4 separate regions of the Homo sapiens genome follow, and regions 2, 3 and 4 are each linked to region 1. The links are chromatin contacts, found by Hi-C or POLR2A ChIA-PET in ENCODE. All regions are on one chromosome and are shown on one strand. The core of a region is the stretch at or near the end of the contact, and the rest is flanking DNA. Distances in the headings are between cores, read along the strand shown.

Region 1 (2,829 bases), core at 84-2,583:
AGTGGGCCCTAATCCAGTTTGACTGGTGTCCTTATAAGAAGAGGAGGCTAGGACACAGACACAGACACTACACGTGTGCACACACAGACGAATGACCATGTGAACACACAGCAAGAAAGCAGCCACCTGCAAGCTGCCGGGCGTGGTGGCTCACACCTGTAATCCCAGCACTTTGGGAGGCCGAAGCAGGTGGATCACGAAGTCCTGAGTTTGAGATCAGCCTGATCAACATGGTGAAACCCCATCTCTACTAAAAATACAAAAATTAGCTGGGCGTGGTGGCAGGCACCTGTAATCCCAGCTATTCAGGAGGCTGAGGCAGGAGAATCGCTTGAACCCAGGAGGCAGAGGCTGCAGTGAGCTGAGATTGCGCCACTGCACTCCAGCCTGGGTGACAGAGTGAGACTCCATCTCAAAGAAAAAAAAAGAAAAAAGAAAAGAAAACAGCCACCTGCAAGCCAAGGAGAGAGGATTCAGAGAAACCAAGCCTGCCAATATCTTGGTCCTGAACACCCTGCCTGCAGAACTGTGAGAAATCAATTTCTGTTGTTAAAGCTCCCGTCCATGGTGTTTTGTTACGGCAGCCCTAGCAAACTCATGCAGAAAACCTCTTACTATCTGCATGATCTGTTTAGGATGTGCTGAAATAGTATTATTCACCATTTCAATACTATTTTATTTATTTATTTTTATTTTTATTTTTTTGAGATAGAATCTTGTTCTGTCACCCAGGCTGGGGTGCAATGGCACGATCTTGGCTCACTGCACCCTCCACCTCCTGAGTTCAAGCGATTCTCCTGCCTCAGCTTCCCGAGGAGCTAGGATTACAGGCACGTACCACCACGCCCAGCTAATTTTTGTGGTTTTTTCTAGTAGAGATTGGGTTTCACCATGTTGGCCAGGCTGGTCTGGAACTCCTGACCTCAGGTGATCCGCCCACCTCAGTCTCCCAAAGTGCTAGGATTACAGGCGTGAGCCACTGCACCCGGCCCAATACTATTTTATTAAAGCTTTTCTATTTTCTTATTTTCTAAAAATAAGTTTATTTTTATTTATTGGTTATCTAGTATCACTGATTTCTAAGTACTAACTTTCCCCATCTTTGTGTGAGTTCTTTGCACCTGATTCACATAAATCCTTGAATGGTACCTACTCTATAAATAGACAAACGCTTCCCGTGCATTCTCAGCCTGCATTCATAATCCCTCCCTAACCAGCCACTGCGGTGGCTTTGTACTGTGTCAATGTACCTAAGCTGAACTATGTTTCTCAGAAAATCTGAGCAAAATTTGGAAGGCAGAAGTGAAACAGCAGTCATATTTACAGTCAAAGTCTGTGTAGGGCCAGGCGCTGTGGTGGCTCACACACAATGCCAGGCAGCCACTGGCTCAATGTATTGGTACAGGGCAGCAGCTGTGCCTGCAGTTCCTCCAGCTCCCACCAGAACTGCTTCTTCAGCTTCACTGAATCTTGGGTTTATGAGCAATTCCATGGTGAAGGGCACCAGCTCCTCTGCAGGTCATCTTCATCATCAGCGCTGGAGTGTTGGAGGCCTGAGAGGCTGACGTGGAAGACATCAGTTTCAGTCCATCCACAGGAGTTCCATCTCCTCCCTGCAGGTGCAGCTCACGCCTACTCTCTCCCACTGCACATCCATTTGCCAGCCCTGCTGACTTCAGGCCCACTTCTGGACACAGGGGCAGCAGGTTGCAGCTTTCATAACAATGTGTATCCTAATCTCTTTAATAAATTCCTTGTTTTGCTCAAGGTGGTTTTGCTTCTCTGATCAAACTTTAATGATACAGATTTTGGAAACATCATAGGTGCTGCTGCAGTTAAAAACCTAAAATGTGTGGCACTGGCTTTGGGGCCAGGCAGCGAATAGAAGGTAGAGGGGCCTTGAGAAGTCTGTCAGTGAGGCCTTCAATAAATATGATGAAAATATTGTTGAAACCTGGAAGAAGGAAGACAGGTTTGTGTAGCGGTGGGAAGTTTAGCAACATTGAAACCCAAGATAACTTGGAAAATAGAAAATGTATCAATGAGCTGTATGACTGAGTGGAGGGAATTGACAGGCACACGGGCCACCTAACTTCTAGCTGCCACAATAAAATAAGAGAGAATGGGCCAGGCGCGGTGGCTCACACTTGTAATCCCAGCACTTTGGGAGGCCGAGGCGAGCAAATCACGAGGTCAGGAGTTCAAGACCAACCTGGCCAACATGGAGAAACCCCGTTTCTACTAAAAATACAAAAATTATCAGGGCCTAGTGGCGGACGCCTGTAATCCCAGCTACGTGGGAGGCTGAGGCAGGAGAACTGCTTGAATCCGGGAGTCAGAGGTTGAAGTGAGCCGAGATTGTACCGCTGCACTCCAGCCTGGGCAACAGAGTAAGACTCCATCTCGAAAAAAAAAAAAGAAATGAAAATAAAAAATAAAAATAAATAGGCTGGGCGCGGTGGCTCACGCCTGTAATCCCAGCTACTTGGGAGGCTGAGGCAGGAGAACTGCTTGAATCCAGGAGTCAGAGGTTGAAGTGAGCTGAGATCGTACCAATGCACTGCAGCCTGGGCGACAGAGTAAGACTCCGTCTCGAAAAAAAATAAAAAGAAATGAAAATAAAAATAAAAATGAGTAGGCCGGGCGCGGTGGCTCACGCCTGTAATGCCAGCACTTTGGGAGGCCGAGGCGGGCAGATCAGGAGGTCAGGAGATCGAGACCATCCTGACTAACATGTTGAAACCCCATCTCTACTAAAAATACAAAAAAAATTAGCCTTCTGTGGTGGCGGGCACCTGTAATCCCAGCTACTCAGGAGACTGAGGCAGG
Region 2 (3,016 bases), core at 298-2,797, 150 kb before region 1:
CCTCTGGGGAGTGGGGTACTGCTTCTTTGTCATTCTGTTCCCCATAGCAATTGCCCAATTCAGATACTCAGAAGGTATTTTTCAATTAGTTTTCCTTCCTGACTCCTGGTTTGAATAACACAGAAGTGTATTTCTAGGTAGTAGCTGTGTTGAGCCAGCCATGGTATCTTACCTTCTTGCTAGTCAGTGGGATACAAAGATGATTCAATATTGCCCCAATTTTCAATAAATTTGCCAGGTCGGGCACGGTGGCCCTCGCCTGTAATCCCAGCATTTTAAGAGGCCAGAGCAAGAGGATTACTTGAGCCCAGAAGCCCAAGACCACCCTGGGCAGCATAGTGAGACCTCGTCTCTAGAAAAAAATTTAAAAACTTAGCTGGGCATGGCGGTGCCTGCCTGAAGTCCCGGCTACTTGGGAGGCTAAGGTGGGAGGATTGCTTGAGCCCAGAAGTTAGAGGCTGCAGTGAGCCATGATCACACCACTGCACTCCAGCCTGGGTGACACAGTGAGACCATGTCTCAAAATAAATAAATAAATAAATAAATTTGCCTTGCAAAATGTTCAAGATGGCTGGACAGCACCCACAGGGTAAGCTCTTTGACACAGGAACGACACATACAACTAAAGATAAAAATAATGTGATACTTGATTGAGCATAATTTTATGGAGCAGAGGTAGCTAGAATGAGTGGAGAAAGCAACCAGGGAGAAGAGAGCCGAGTGGGTTATTCTCTCCAAATTTTGAATAAAGTCATGGGAAAATCAAAGTAGTAGGAAGGGGTCAAAATGAAGCGTGCAAAGATGTAAGAGTATTATCACGAGAACCCAAGACAGCAAAATACGTGTATGTCTAAATACACCAGAACAGCAAAGGAGAGCTTACCTTATTTAAAGTGACATAAATAAAATTGTAAAACGTAGGGATGCTACTGGAGGCTGAGGGTGGAGGAGACACTGATATAAGCAGCTTTCTTGGTCCTTTGCTTTTGTCGATCAATTTTCCAGGATTAGCTAAAATGCAGCCAGATTTATCCCAGTAAGAAAAAACGTACCCCCTTTCTGGATGCCCAGAGCACTTTGTTTCCTCAGTACAAAGCAGTGACCACATGTGGCTTCAAATTTTGCCATGGAAATCCCCTTACACCCCCTGAAAGCAGATTCAGGTGTGCTAGATGGTATTTTCCAAAGATGAAACCGTCACAGTATCTCCTACTCATGTGCTTCCAGAACTTCGCCACTACCTAGTCAAGACGTAGAGCCTAATTCCGTTTCCTTGAGTCAAGGCAGGTTTGGGACTCACTCACAACCCATAGAAGGCAGTACAATGGATGCTGCCTAGCTTCTAGGTCATCAAAGGCGGCTGAGCTTCTGTCTTGCTGGGGCATTTGCTCTCGGAGCCCTGGCCTTCCACGTGAAGTCCGAGTACCCAAGGCAGCCATGCTGTGAGGGAGGCCACAGTGCCTGGGGAGGACCAGGATGGACGCTGCAGTCAGCGGACCTCATCCTCCAGTGCTCCAGGCCAGGGTTAGACATATAAGGAAAGGAGCCGTTAGACCATAATACACCCCAGCTGCTGCGTTACCCACAGTGGTCACAGCCCCAGCTGTCATGCAGCAGAGACAAGCCACTCCTGCTGTCTAAATTCCAAACCCGCCAGGTGTGGTGGCTCATGCCTGTAATCCCAGCACTTTGGGAGGCTGAGGCAGGCGGATCACGAGGTCAAGAGTGCAAGACCAGCCTGACCAATATGGTGAAACCCCGTCTCTACTAAAAATAGAAAAAAATTAGCCGGGCATGGTGGCACTTGCCTGTAATCTCAGCTACTCAAGAGGCTGAGGCAGGAAAATCGCTTGAACCCAGGAGGCAGAGGTTGCAGTGAGCGGAGATCGTGCCATTGCACTCCAGCCTGGGTGACAGAGTGAGACTCCATCTTAAATAATTAATTAATTAATTAATTAAATAAAATAAAATAAATTCCAAACCCACAGACTCTGAGAGCATAAATAAGATGATCTTTTTAAACCACTAAATTAAGGGGTGACTTCTTATGCAGCAACAGTACCGGGGGAACCAGGTATGAGCAGTGCACATATTTTCACTGAATTTATATTGTTTGGGAAGTTTTCCTGGTTAAGAGTTCCGATTATAGACATTATGTTAACAGAGAAACCAACACCTAGGACGATTAGAGGGTAATCAGTGGCTTCTCCAGGGCTTCAGCTACAGTGATGGGTGAGAGGAACATGACAAGGATCAATTCTGAGAGTGCTGGCCGGGTGCAGTGGCTCACACCTGTAAGCCCTCATTTTGTGAGGTCGAAGTGGGTAGATCGCTTGAGTCCAGGAGTTCAAGACCAGCCTGGGCAACACGGCAAAACCCCATCTCTACAAAAAATACAAAAATTAACTGAGAGTGGTTGTGCTCACCTATAGCCCCAGCTACTCAGGAGGCTGAGAAAGGAGGATCACTTGAGCCTGAGGAGGCCAAGGCTGCAGTGAGCCGTGATGGTGCCACTACACTCCAGCCGGGGTGACACAGTGAGACCCTGTATTTAAAAAAAAAAAAAAAAAAGTATTCTACTTGAAGCAAGAAAAAAATATTTTCTGGAAGGGAATCACTTTCCTAAAAAAGAAAAGTAGCAGAATTTTTGTGCCTAGGGACAACTGAGAATAGGCACCCCCTCACCCATGCTGTGTCCTCCAGGATGAGCTGCCCACAGGTGAGGTGGGGGACCACCACCCAGCTTAGGCAGGAGTGGCCCCTGCAGGGGCAACACAGCGAAGAAGGCTTATCAAGCAGGATGGGGGTTTCCAAGCAGTGCTGCAAAAAGGCCTTTCTGTTGTTTTTTATGTAAGTCTGTTTCATGCCACATTTTGGGTGAAACACACACACACACACACACACATACTGCACAGCTGACAGTGGACAGGACTTCCTGGTGACTCTGGGTAAAGTCATTGTTGCTGGAAGAGAAGGGAAATGCATGTTTCCGGTGAGTTTTGCCTTATGTGGCTAA
Region 3 (2,790 bases), core at 291-2,790, 230 kb after region 1:
AGCTACACACTAGACCACATAAACTTCTTAACCTAAACTCTTTGAGCTGTCTTGTCCTTTCTTGGGGGGGAAAAAAAGTCAAGGTTCCTCCTTGCCTTACGCTGGAGTCAAGGTGGGGCTTCTGAGAGACAGAAACCTCTGTGACAACCCACAGGTAAAATTTCTGGGCCAGGCGCGGTGGCTCATGCCTGTAATCTCAGCGCTTTGGGAACCCCAGGAGGGCGGATCACGAGGTGAGGAAATCAAGACCATCCTGGCCAACATGGTGAAACCCCGTCTTTACTAAAAATACAAAAATTAGCTGGACGTGGGGGCGAGCGCCTGTAATCCCAGCTCCTCTGGAGTCTGAGGCAGGAAAATCGCTTGAACCTGGGAGGCGGAGATTGCGCCACTGCACTCCAGCCTGGGCCACAGAGTGAGACTCCGTCTCAAAAAAAAAAAAAAAAAAAAATTCTGTTGTATGTGCGTAAGTGTGTTTTGGGAGGAGGCATGAACAGATTTCATGAGTCTCAAACCCAAAAATGTTAAAAGATAAAAATAAAAAAAGACAACAAAAACCACTAGCCTTTCAGATAAACTCTTTTCAGCTGACATTGAAGGCTGACATTCTCTTCTAATCCTTTTTTGCACTGGGGGAGTCTTCATTCTCCTCCACTGGCCACAGAAGTCTGGTCTCGGTTTCCCCACCCACCTGCGGTGTCCTGCTCCAGCTTTTCCACCCTAACCCCGCATCTACCAGCACCTCCTCCTCCAGGCAGCCTTCCCAGGCCCGGGGGAACTCCTGTTCTCTTCAGATCGTCTTGGCGTATGGCTTTGTGCACCGTCTGCAGCAAGCCGAGACCCTTCCCGCCAGATCCAGGCCGGGCCTTGGATGGCCATTCGCCAACGAATCAGCGACCAGCATTCTAGAGCGCGTTTTGCAACCGACCAAACGCTCGCTTTCTTTGGTAAACAAAAACCGCTCGAGCCATCCTGGAGAACCGCAAGCGGCAGCTCGGTCCCCCAGCCGGATTTATGCTCCAGTTTACGGTCTGTGGTTTGCAGTAAGAAAACACCAGGGTCTTCAAAATAAGAAAACTGATTCCCAGTCAGAGAATAAAACTCCACTAACAAAGTCTGGCAAACCGCAGGCAATACGTATTTGCTGAATATTTTGCTTTCAAGCTAGCACTTTGAGACTCACTACTTTGGACGGCACTCCCCCTCCCCACAAAACGACACGACACTGGCTGACGTCTCTCCCACCCGCCAGGCAGTGTTAGGCCCCGACAGGCCCGTGCAGGTGGGATCACTGTTATCCCCACTAGACTGAGGAGGAAGCCGGGGACCCGGGCGATTGGCCACTCGGGCGACCTCCACAGTGGAGCACCAACAGCGCCGGGAGGCGCAAACCACGGCAGGCGAGGAAGCAGTTCAAGCTGGTCTCCGGCCCCGCGCTCCCGAGGGTCGGCAGTACTTACCCCTCAGACCTGTGAGGCCGCGGCCGCCGCCGCCCCCGCGGGGCCATGGTGCCGCTCTCCGCTCTCGAGCGACTGGAAGCTCCCGCCAAGCCCCTCGCCGCTCCGAACAGCCAATCCGGGCCGAGCACGCGCGCGTGCGCAGGACTTCCTGAGCGGCCCCCGGGCTCCTCCCTGGCCTGGAGCGTGAGGGAAAACTGGGTCTGGTTATTACAGCGCAACGGAGCTGGAGTCCATGCCGCACAACCAGTTACCTACGGTCCAAAACATGCCAAAGTTTTCCGGGCTTTCGCGCCCACCCGCATCGCCAGTTTTCCGGCGCCAGAAAGCCCGGGAGCCACGTGGGACGGCCCCTTGTGGGGTGGGGAAAGGGGAGGAGCTAGTGTCCCTGAGTCGTGGGCAGGTAAGAGGGTGGGTGGAGACCCGTGTTCGCAGCTGTTGTCGCTGAGGCCGCAGTCGTCTTTCCAGGCCTACAGGATTTGGCTTCCAGCCCCTGCTGCCTTTATCAGCTGTCTGAGCTTAGCATGTTACTTTACCGCTATCCCAATACCTTCATTTGTAAATGGACAGGGTTCCTTTTGTTCTTTTATTTTGTTTGTGTTTAAAAATGTGTAATGCAGAAGAATGTAATTGAACCCTTACCTTACACCGCGTATAAAAATTAACGCAAAATGAATCAAAGACCTAACTATAAAGGCTAAAATTAAAACTCTTAGAAGAAAACAGAGCAAAAACTTCATAACATTGGACTTGGTATGATTTCTTGGATATGATACCAAAAGCAGTTTGGGATGATGAAAACGTTCTGGAAATAGTGGTGGATGGATGCACAAGGTGAAGGTACTTAATGCCACAATACTGTAAAGTTAAAAACGGTTAAAATGCTAAATTTTGTTATGTATATTTTACTACGACAAAAATATTACGTTTCATGCATATGAAAGAATATAACGTGTAATGTAAAGATAAAAACAAACATCCGTGTAACCAGCACTACATGGGGATATGGATCATTTTTATATATAACTCTTGGGTACCCCTCTGAATGGTATCCTCCTCCTCCAAAGAATAACCACTCTTCTGATTTTATGTGTATCATTCCTGTGGTTTTCTACCTTGATATAGCCCCAAATAATGTATTGATTATTGTATGTTTCTAAACTTTATATGATATTTGGTAGGTATGCTGCAAGTGCCCTTTCTTACTAAAGCTATTGCTTTTATTTTTTATTTATTTTATTTTTCCATAAATTATTGGGGTGCAGGTGCTATTTGGTTACATGAGTAAGTTCTTTTTTTTTTTTTTTTTTTTTTTTTGAGTTGGAGTTTTGCT
Region 4 (3,016 bases), core at 267-2,766, 190 kb before region 1:
AAATGTATAAAACCAAGTTGTAGGCCCACTACCTTGGGCACATGTGGTCAGGACCTCCCAAGGCTGTGTCCTGGGCATGTTCTTAACCTTGGCAATATACAATCCTAGATTAACTGACACTTGTCTCAGATACTCTTGGGGTTTACACCCCTTACTCAGATGGGGGCAGGCAGTGCCTGGCAGCAATCCCGGGAATCTCCCAAAACCTAGATCTTCAAGTACAAGCTGGTCAAGCAGAAGAGAGAATTGGAAGAAACAGAGGAAACAAAGCACAGTGGACTATTTGTGTACCTTCAAGTAATGTGCTGGGAGAGAAGCTGGGACCAGTCGTGAGGGATCTGGTAAAACCTGCCGAGTCTGGGAACCAATGAATGAACTTATTAGGTGGGTCCTAGAAATTTTTCTCTGGCAAACTGAGGATACATTTCAGGGGGTTATGAATCACCACCAGCATGCTCTCTGCTCTTCATGGACATCAGAAGCTGGGGGAAAGCTTTCTTTGTGAGCCCCCAGCCTCAAGGGCAGGCAGTTCCTGGGCTGAGCCTCACTGGTGAAGCCTTTATGTGTGATGCGGGAACTGCCCACACACCAACTCCTGTTTTGCCCTTTTAATGGGCAGCATATCTCCTCAGAAGATGTGCCGCATGACCATTTTTGAGCCCACACCATCTTCACCCTCCTAGAATCTGCCTCTGATTCTTGGAATTTGGGGAAAACCACAGGTTTTTCATCATTTCTCAAAACTACTAGTTTGCAGCAGCAGTTCTGTGAAGGTGGGGAAGAAGCTGAGGACACCGGTGCCATGTTTCTGTTCTTATTCACATTTCTCTGTTCTCTGAAAGCAAAATAATGCAAAGCTATAAAGACCATCAGGGAGAATCAGAGCACAGACAGGATTCCAAAGGATGGAGGCTGCCCCCGACAAAACCCCTCCCCAAAGTGGGGAGGGGGCAGAGAAGAGGCCCCAAGATGCCAGGTGCTTCCCTCTGCAGCACAAGACACACTATGGGGTCTGCGCAAAGACAAAACATCGATTTGGGTGCAGTCTTCTTGGTCTCATTATTTTTATCATCTCTCAGAGGATGTGTGGTTGTCCCGATTGCTGTGCTCAGGACAGGAAGGGAAAGCAGAGGCTAACATAACTCACCCGGTCTGCAGGACAGAGGAGGAGAGCAGGCTGAAGGCCTATCCACCTCTGCACGCATCAGGCGGCTTCTGCATCCTGAGACACCCTTCCTGAATCGACACTTGGGCCCAGCCTGGCACTGGGCCCCATAGACGCCAATTAGATGGACGTGGTCTCCACACTGCAGGTGTTCACAGTACTCACTTGCTCCTGCAGACCCCAAATGCCAGAGAACTCATTTGCTGACCTTTAGCTGATGACAGGGGCTGGAGTTGACATTTGTATCAACCCACTGCATGCCTCAATGGGTCACCCTTCTGTGAGCAGGTGCTTCAGAGGCACAGCAGGACAGTCCTGGAGGCTCACCACAAAGCAGGGCCACCACACGCATGGGGAGAACTAGAAACCGATGACTTGGAATTTCCCTGCTGTTCTGGGTGGGCTTTGATGGGCTTTGCTCTGACTTCCTCTCTTAGACCTCTGGGCAGTGTTGCTACTGACGCAATAGAAATCAAGCATCCTGTTTCACTCCAGCAGAGGCTGCATTGCAGCAATGAGGGGTGTTTGCCCCATACCCAGAGAGGTGCTTCTGGGGAGCGAAGGCCCATAGCAAATGGGCAGCTAGCACATCAGGCCCAGGAGTCTGCTGCGTTGCAGAAGCTGCTGAAGTGTTGGCCCTGCCCACCTCCCAGGACACCTGTGGGAATGCGGGAATTCCACAAATTATGGATTCTAAGCCCCAGGAGATTTAAAAGGAAGGGAGAGGGAGAGAATGAGAATCGATGCTCTATTATTTGATGAGTTTGTAGGCGAGTGTGTGAGAGCAGAATGTTGAGACAAGACTTTCAACTTCGATGTAAGGAATATCTATTAAGCCCCTGCTGTGTGCCGGGGCTGTGTGTGATGCCTAAAGAACAATTGGCAACAGCCTCTCAAGGTGTGTGTGTGTGTGTGTGTGTGTGTGTGTGTGTGTGTGTGTGTGTTAGCGGCAGGTATATATCACAAGTTCAAAAGGGAGTGTCATAATTGTATTAAAGAGAAAAAACTACCACTGCTGGATTTAGAGTTATGAGATCTGGGTTTGAGTCCTGGTTCTACTTATCAGCTGCTTCCTTGAGTGTCCTCTCTATAGAATAGGGATCATAGCTCTTCCGAACATCACAGGGTTTGGGAAGGTAGAAAAAAGAAAAGGGATGCAAAAACACGTGGGGAAAAGGAACGTGGTTCCACAGCAAGAGTGGGCCCTCGTGTAAACTATGAGCTTTGGGTGATAATGGTGCATCAACATAGGCTCCTCACTTGTAAGGGTCAGACCCCTCCGGTGCCAGATATCGACAGCGGGGAGGCTGTGTGTGTGGGAGCAGCGAGGAACTCCCCGGACTTTCTGCTCAATTTTGCTCCAAACAAAAAATGGCTCTTAAAAAAGAAGTAAATTCAAAAGAAAAAAGATATAAAAATACATAATCCATTTGAAAAAATTACAATCATTAAAAAAGAAAAAAAGGAAAATGGAAAACTACTATAGACATGGTTTGAGTTGATATAAAGCTTTGATAGAAAGGCACAAAGAAAATGGCCTAAGAGTTGAAAGCCCAGTGAAATCACAGCTCACGAGGGGTACTTGAGAGAAACTAGGGGAGAAAGTTTTAAGACACAGTCTCCAGCAGAATGGGCTGTCATGAACCCATGGAGTAAGAATTGGGGTTAGGTCGGGAGGAGAACAGCTGCCTTTTCATATCATCCATCCCTCTGTCAGTCACCCTAGGCAAGAAGCCATCCAGAGAGACTCCGAGGCCAGGGACTGAGTGTGCTCGCACACCTTGCCCTGAACCTGCACTTGTGTCCCTATTTCTGCCTGTGCCGCCATAACAGATACCACAGCAGGGTGGC

What was found. A loop is a pair of places that touch in the nucleus more often than their neighbours do. ChIA-PET counts read pairs that join two places held with the same protein, here RNA polymerase II (POLR2A). Pooled maps may share reads with other maps.
Region 2: a pooled map shows a loop between it and region 1 (2.6-fold over the local background). The contact joins the promoter of LINC02363 here to the enhancer-like site in region 1. A Hi-C loop is called at or near these places in 6 of 37 single-sample maps with no recorded cell type and 3 of 50 pooled maps. POLR2A ChIA-PET finds 5 or more read pairs at or near these places in 6 of 52 experiments (GM12878, RWPE1, T-cell and 3 more).
Region 3: a pooled map shows a loop between it and region 1 (2.9-fold over the local background). The contact joins the promoter of CENPU here to the enhancer-like site in region 1. A Hi-C loop is called at or near these places in 6 of 50 pooled maps. POLR2A ChIA-PET finds 5 or more read pairs at or near these places in 7 of 52 experiments (OCI-LY7, activated CD4-positive, alpha-beta T cell, activated CD4-positive, alpha-beta memory T cell and 3 more).
Region 4: a map with no recorded cell type shows a loop between it and region 1 (5-fold over the local background). The contact joins the promoter of MYL12BP2 here to the enhancer-like site in region 1. A Hi-C loop is called at or near these places in 10 of 37 single-sample maps with no recorded cell type and 14 of 50 pooled maps. POLR2A ChIA-PET finds 5 or more read pairs at or near these places in 8 of 52 experiments (GM12878, OCI-LY7, activated B cell and 3 more).

The regions. Positions count from the first base shown.
Region 1 is chr4:184,505,423-184,508,251 of GRCh38, forward strand. LINC02427 (long intergenic non-protein coding RNA 2427) reads right to left here. Exons shown (of 3, transcript NR_147158.1): 3 at 1,038-1,954. Among named protein-coding and RNA genes, the nearest start is that of LINC02427, 31 kb to the right of the region's middle. RefSeq lists an enhancer at 1,442-1,651. Within about 2 kb of position 1,334, at least 6 of the 41 ENCODE cell types and tissues checked have a DNase peak (open chromatin) inside an H3K27ac peak, as active enhancers do; they include GM12878 and OCI-LY7, where a contact is called at or near this core.
Region 2 is chr4:184,352,430-184,355,445 of GRCh38, forward strand. It overlaps LINC02363 (long intergenic non-protein coding RNA 2363), which reads right to left and starts at 1,548. Exons shown (of 3, transcript NR_040108.1): 1 at 884-1,548. RefSeq lists an enhancer at 1,549-1,618.
Region 3 is chr4:184,732,556-184,735,345 of GRCh38, forward strand. CENPU (centromere protein U) reads right to left here and starts at 1,541. Exons shown (of 13, transcript NM_024629.4): 1 at 1,461-1,541. The coding sequence starts at 1,507. RefSeq lists enhancers at 981-1,847, 998-1,117 and a silencer at 1,488-1,547.
Region 4 is chr4:184,312,813-184,315,828 of GRCh38, forward strand. MYL12BP2 (MYL12B pseudogene 2) reads right to left here and starts at 1,517. Exons shown (of 3, transcript XM_047416561.1): 1 at 1,493-1,517; 2 at 1,148-1,336. The coding sequence starts at 1,517. RefSeq lists enhancers at 1,008-1,509, 1,428-1,697, 1,828-1,987.